Regions from separate parts of the Homo sapiens genome. Here region 2 is linked to region 1. A link is a contact called in ENCODE Hi-C data. All regions are on one chromosome and are shown on one strand. Each heading gives the region's core, a stretch centred on a gene start or an enhancer-like site at or near the end of the contact. The rest is flanking DNA. Distances are from core to core; before and after follow the strand shown.

What was found. A loop is a pair of places that touch in the nucleus more often than their neighbours do. Pooled maps may share reads with other maps.
Region 2: a loop to region 1 is called in a map of ascending aorta, with 7 times the contacts of the local background. The contact joins two enhancer-like sites. A Hi-C loop is called at or near these places in 2 of 168 maps with a recorded cell type or tissue (aorta and ascending aorta) and 3 of 50 pooled maps.

The regions. Positions count from the first base shown.
Region 1 is chr15:57,696,087-57,699,755 of GRCh38, forward strand. The region is part of intron 12 of GCOM1 (GCOM1, MYZAP-POLR2M combined locus); the gene reads left to right. Among named protein-coding and RNA genes, the nearest start is that of POLR2M, 8.8 kb to the right of the region's middle. Within about 2 kb of position 1,282, at least 2 of the 41 ENCODE cell types and tissues checked have a DNase peak (open chromatin) inside an H3K27ac peak, as active enhancers do; they include ascending aorta, where a contact is called at or near this core.
Region 2 is chr15:61,036,754-61,040,080 of GRCh38, forward strand. The region is part of intron 1 of RORA (RAR related orphan receptor A); the gene reads right to left. LOC107984805 (a long non-coding RNA gene) reads right to left here. Exons shown (of 3, transcript XR_007064660.1): 2 at 1-3,327. Among named protein-coding and RNA genes, the nearest start is that of RORA, 190 kb to the right of the region's middle. Within about 2 kb of position 1,883, at least 7 of the 41 ENCODE cell types and tissues checked have a DNase peak (open chromatin) inside an H3K27ac peak, as active enhancers do; they include ascending aorta, where a contact is called at or near this core.

The DNA.
Region 1 (3,669 bases), core at 32-2,531:
AAACACAGTGGTGGCCTGAAATGGGACATTCGTCACTAAAAAACACTTCAGCCATGTGACGGTATTAACAGAAAAGGGTTCTTTTCCACCAACTTGAACCTCACTTGGCTGAGATTTTCTCACCACAGTCTTTGTATTTTTTTTTCCCATGGGCAACTGCCCCCTTGATTAATCCCATTTCCCTTAGTCCTAGTTTTTCCAGGCAGCTGAGCAAACAAAGATGCAGGCAGCCATTTTAACGTGCTTCCTCCCTCAAGCCCTCTGGGATGGGCCGTCTGTTCATCCTGTTCATAAACCAACGGCCTGAATGGGCTTGGAGAAAGCAGCAAGGATCTTCTGTCAGGATTAATTTTAATAGGCCATAGTCTGTCACCCGGGAACCATAGCCCAGGCAAATGGCTTTAAATTACTATTTGCTGATAAAAAGGGAGATATGAGCTGAAAATTTGGTTCCTCATTTAAAACAACTTGGATAACTAATGCAAGAATTTACTTTTAGTGTGGAGTGCAGGTACTTTACAGCCTAAACCCTTGGGTAGCTGAGGAAAATCTTTTGTTGCCATGGGATCACAGTGAAATATAAAGAGGGGAAATGTGGCAGTTTGTAGAAGTATAGAATTTTAGAGCTGGAAGGGAAATAAAAAATGTATCTGTGACTTCCTAAGGACTTACGTTTAGAGCTTTATATTTCTGATTTCTGTGCAGAGAAACGCGATTCCTCTTATTGCCCCTTCTACTTTTTTGTCTCCCTCTTTACCAATTCCTTTCTCTTTCCTTTTTTTCACTGTTTTTCTCATACCCAATTCCAGTTCCTTGTTCCTTCCCTTGGTTCCTCATCCCTCACCAGCCAGGCTCCTGTCATTTCTCTGTGAAGCTCTGCACTGGGGGGCACATGAGGTAGCGTGGTGAATGTAGCCCCTAGGCAAACAAGTCAGGAGGCCCTAGCTCTTGTCTCTTCCCTTGTAAAGTGTGAGAAGGCAGTTTGGGGGACTGACTGGAAGGGATGGTTTTGTAAAATGACACACTGATGTCAGCCATTATTGTTCAATAAAGTCCTCTGTGTACCATTCATAAGTAATTTTTTTATTAGCTATGGCCATTGTTTTGGTTTGTTTAAAAATTCAGAATGTGGCTGGGCATGGAGGCTTACATCTGTCATCTCAGCACTTTGGGAGGCCAAGATGGGAGGATCATATGAGCCCAGGAGTTCCAGACCAGCCCTGGGCAATATAGCCAGACCCCATCTCTCCACACACACACACACACACACACACACACACACAAATCAGCTGGGCATGGTGGTGCACACCAGTAGTCCCAGCTACTTGGGAGGTTGAAGCAGGAGTAACCTTTGAGCCCAGGAGTTTGAGACTGCAGTGAGCTATGATTGTGCCACTGCACTTCAGCCTGGGTGACAGAGGGAGACTCTTTCTCAAAAAAGAGAAAAAAATCAGTGTGTTCCATACTCAAATGGATGCTTCCAAGAAAAATCATGGAAGAAAATAGAATTTGCTTCATACTTCTTTATGACCCTTGGTTCCCATCTCTTCCTTTCCAGCCAGCTCCCCTCAACTCTCATAGATCATATCACTTGTTCATGGAGAAAATGTTCTCCACATTCCTTTACAAACATGACTGATACCATAAAAAATGTTTGGTGCAAGTTCTGTAATCTTTCTTAAATAGCCCAGCCTGGGCACTTGAGCAAGAAGGCTGGTGGCTAAAATTAAACAAAACATAACAAAACCAAAAACAGGCTGGGCGCGATGGCTCACGCCTGTAATCCCAGCACTCTGGGAGGATGAGGCGGGCAGATCCCTTGAGGCCAGGAGTTTAAGACCAGCCTGGCCAACATGGCAAAAACCTGTCTCTACTAAAAATACAAAAGATTAGCCAGGGGTGGTGGTGCGCGCCTATAGTCCTAGCTACTCGGGAGGCTGAGGCAGGAGAATCGCTTAAACCCGGGAAGTGGAGGTTGCAGTGAGCCAAGATCATGCCACTGCACTCCAGACTGGGTGACAGAGCAAGACTACATCTCGAAAGAAAAAAAAATGCAAAGAACAAAAACAAAACCCAAGTGTCAATGAAGATGTTGAGCAACTTCATTGCTGATAGAGTGCAAAATGGTATAGATACTTTGTAAACAATTTGGTAGATTCTTAGAAACATTCATTTACCCTATGACCTAGTTATCCCACTCCCAAGTGAAATGGAAGCTTATGTTCATGCAAAAACCTATACACAAGGTTTATAGTGACTTGATTCATAATCAGCAATAACTTAAAGCAAATAAATACCTTTCAACTGTTTAATGTATAAGTAAACTCCTACAATGGACTACTATACCCATAGAATACAACACTACTTAGCAATAAAAAGGATCAGGTTACTGATACCTGCAGTGGCATAAATGAATCTCAAAACCATTATGCTAAGAGAAAGAAGGCAGATTCAAAAGGCTACTGTATGATTCTACTTATATGACATTCTGGAAAAGGCAAAACTCTAGGACAGAAGACAAACCAGTAGTTGCCAGGGATAGGGGTTCAGTGGAGAGGCTGACTACATTTTGGGGGGCATGATAGAACTGTTCTATATCATGATTATGGTGGTCATCACAAAACTGTATGCATTTGTCAAAACTCAGACCTGTACACTAAAAAGGGGGAATTTTACTACATGTAAACTATATCAATAAATCTGACAAAGAAAAGAAATATACAGTATTAATTTGCATGTTATTCATTTTAAAATAAATGGTATTGTTCTGCAACTTGCTTTTTTCACTTAACCTTAAGTTTTGGAGATTAAACCTTGTTGAAATCTGTAGATTTAGTTCCTTCATTTTAATTGACGTAGTTTTCAATTTTTGCTACCACTATAAACAATGTGGCAATGAATGTTCTGACACACGTCTTCTTTAGTACATACACCGAGTTTCCTTAGGAAGGCTAGTACATAAATGCTGTGTGTTGGATTGCAGAGTAGGCACGTCTTCCAGTTTACTAGATGTGACTGCATATCTTTCCTAAGTGTTTCTGCCAGTTCAGTCTCTGTAACACATGAGCTCCTGTTTCTCCAATCAGAAAGAGTTTGGAATTTTTAAGATTTTTTTACTTTGCATTTCCCTGAAGTTGAGGATCCTTTTTTAAAGCATGTTTTCTGGTTTTTCCAGTTTCCTCTTCTGTGAACTGTTCGTATTTTTCCTTTTTTTTTTTCTGACTTGTTTTGCTTATTGATGTATAAGAATTCTTTTTGTAAAGTGTGAGTTTTTGTATTCTGGATGCCAGCTTGCTGTTTATATGTATAATAGCCTTTACCCTTCTACACTACAGAAGTTTTTGCCTTAATGTAGTTAATTTACAAATTATTTCCTGTAAAGTTTGTAAAATGTGTCTTAAGAAATCCTTCCTAAACTTGTGATCATTGAAATGTTTTTCTGTAAATATTATTTTTCAATTTTAAATAGTAGTTTGTTAATTCCTCTGGAATTAATCCTCATGTCTATTGGAAGTAGGAAACTATTTATATTAATACTTTTTCCCATATACACAACCAATCTCTCTAGCACTATTTATGAAAATTCACTCTTTCCTCACTAATCTTAAATCTCAAATCAAGTTCCCATATATGCATGGGTCTATTTCGGTGTTCTCTATTTTGTTCCAT
Region 2 (3,327 bases), core at 633-3,132, 3.3 Mb after region 1:
TCACCCTAGAGCAGAGATTTCTAAAGTTGTAGTATTGGACTCGCTTGCCTCCACCCCCACCCCTGCCCTTCTCCCAAAACAAGAAAACAAAGCAGCATCAAAGCTTGAGGTACAGAACAGAATAAAACATGTTGGTGCAGATTTGCTGGCCTCGGTGAAAACAACCTGAATCAGTAGGTCTTGGGGTATCTTCACTTTTAACAAACACTACAGGGGATTTTGATGCAGTCAGTTCAGGAATTAAATTTTGAAACACACTTTTGTCAGGCGGCAACAGGGTAGATAGCTTAAGAATGGGGTAGGAAGCTAGACTATAGGAATTCAAATCCTAGCTCCTCTACTTCCTAGCTGTGTGACCTTAGGAAATAAACACTCTGTGCTTCAGTCTCCTTATCTTCAAAATGGGATAATGGGAGCAATGTGTAAGAATTGAAAAATATGTAAAGTACTTAGTACTGTGCCAGACATGTCGTAAGTGCATGAAAAATGTTAGCCACTATTAACAGTGGATTCATCCCAAAGTGATTTCAGCTAATGAGCCAAATTTGGGTAGAGGAAGTACGCTGAAGCAGATTCCAACCAAACCAATGAATGAATACAGCTAAGCATAAAATAGAATCCTTATTAGGTATCCTCCCACCATCATTTCAGTACGGTCAGCACCAGTCTATAAGCTGTACAGACATCCTATACAATATCAATCTCCTGTAGCACAATATATCCTAACAATCCTCTTGGGCACAGACGCAGCCACAGGGCAGGAGACAAAGCAACAGAACCAGCAAGCACGCACTCTGCTGCCTCACTTCATGGGAATCCCATTCAACACCAGTCTAGGAAGAGATGACCTTGGAATGCAGATCCAGTTAATTCAATTCAATGAGCATTTATTGAACCCTTGTGATGTATCAGAGATTCACCTAGATGCTGAGGATAATACAAAGAGCAACAAGAAAATCACCCTGTCCTCAAGGAGGTCATAATCTAGTGGGAAAAAGAGATACAAGTAATTGTAAGGCAAGGTGGCCTGAGATGAATGCTATAATAGAAGATGGAAGAAGGCCATGCGAACACAGAGTAAGTAGTAATTAACTCTGATGGGGGCAGTCAGGAAAGGCTTTCCTGAAGAGCAGACATAGCATGCCATTGTGAGAGATCAATAAGGCAAGCCTATGAAATTGTTTAATGACTTTATCATTCATGGAAACAACCCAGAAAAAGCCTGAGGGACCATCTCTGTCTCTGCATTAACATGGGTGTGTTTAAGATTTGATTAAATGTTTGTTGTTTCTGTAACATCGCATTTAAAAAAAAACCAAGTATGAACATTCGTCTATTATTCTGATCTTCTTCAAAGAGAGAAAGAGTCCTAGAAATACTTTTCTTTTTTCCAAAGCAAACCCTCTGCATTAATAGCAAAAGAAGAATGGCAAGTTATCGAACGTATTATGAACTAGTTAGCCAAAGCGCAAGTCTGGGAAGGCCCACATTTGTTTTATGTAGCAATGAGACAAAATATGAGAGTTTTTTTCTTCTTATATATGGTTGCCTCTTTCTACTTGACTATAATCATTAATAATTTCTTTGGACCAGCAGAGGAAACAGGTATTGATCACAATAAAACATTGCATCCACAAACACTTGCTATAGCAGGTTATGGTCTCCATGGAAACCCTCCAATAGAACCAATCTGAATTCAATTTCAGAAGTAATGAGAACAGATAATTTTACACTCAATCAATCACTGTCAGCTGCCGTTATCAGCCAATCAGTCATTATGTCAGTCAGTCACACTCTCAACAAACTTCTTCTGTGGCATGGTCAGATGAGAATGTTTTGACATCCAGAAGCAACACGAGAAAATTGGCTCATCTTTCCTGGCAAGATGCCAAAGACACAGCACTGCATTGTGTTTGCTAAGGCAATAAACAGTCCAATCAAAATACACTGTGGTAGCGGAAGATTCTAGGCAGCAATTTCAATAATTGTTATGATACTGATGGCAGAGACGTACTTTCGACCCAAAAGTCATACAGTTTAATCCTCTCATTTAAACATGAAGAAACAGAGCACCAGAGAAGTTCAAGTATCTGCCCAAAGCTGCACAGCTAACTGGTGGAAAGCCCACGACTAAAACATGAGCATTCTCCCCTTCCAGTGCTCATCCAGGATGCCTTGCTGCTGCTCTTCACTGCCTTCCTTTTTGAGGCAAGAGGGTAAAGGGATATTTGAAGATTAGGTTCTAATTCTAAACAGAGAGCCCCAAGCCTGTGGGAGACTCACGGGATATTTGTGAGGCTTGTGCTTTGGAGCCAACTCAAACCTCTTGCTGTTTGGGGTTAGCTCGTCCTTGGCCAAGTACAACTTCTGGTTTCTAAGGAGGAACAAAAGATTTTGAAACACTACAGGGCAACCAAATCACTGTTACAAAATGACATTTTCGATAAGTTTAGTGCAGGACTATCAAGAACACATGGACTGAATTCCCTAAAAATGCTTGGGAGAGGGAGGTAAAATTTGAGGGGAAAAATCTGGCAAAATACAGTTGGGCTCTTGTCAACCTCAAATGTTAGAAATGTTGGCATTTGGGAATTGTGAAGAATCTGAAAGGTGTCTGGTTTCTTTCTTTTTTCTTTTTACTGCATTATTGCTTTGTCCATTTCTCAGAGACAGTTCTCTGAGGCTGAGGTTCACATTCTTCCTTGGTAAAACAGATGGTTGGGAGGCCGAGGCAGGCAGATCACGAGGTCATGAGTTCGAGGCAGGCAGATCACGAGGTCAGGAGTTCGAGACCAGCCTGACCAACATGGTGAAACCTGTCTCTACTAAGAAAATACAAAAATTAGCTGGGTGTGGTGGTGCACACCTGTAATCCCAGCTACTCAGGAAGCTGAGGCAGGCGAATCACTTGAACCTGGGAGGTGGACGTTACAGTGAGCCAAGATTGCACCACTGTACTCCAGCCTGGGCGACAGAGTGAGACTCTGTCTCAAAAAAAAAAAAAAAAAAATAGATGGACCAGCTTGATAGTTTGCAAACTTCAATGTGCATGGGAACTTACCAAATCTGTTAAAAATGCAAATCCCCAGATCCCACCTCCAGACATTTTCATTCAGCAGGTGAGGCTGGGCCCAGGAATCTGCCTTTTTAACAAAGGACCCAGGTAATTCTGATGCACTTTCTTTGCCAATCAGTGTTAGAAAACATTGGTTAACTAATGCTATTTGGTAAAGAATTTGGGCCATTTTGTTGATGGTAGTTTTCCAATTACATTCCTCCCCAAACATTCCAACTTCGTAAATTGTGTGTATCACCCATATTACAAGA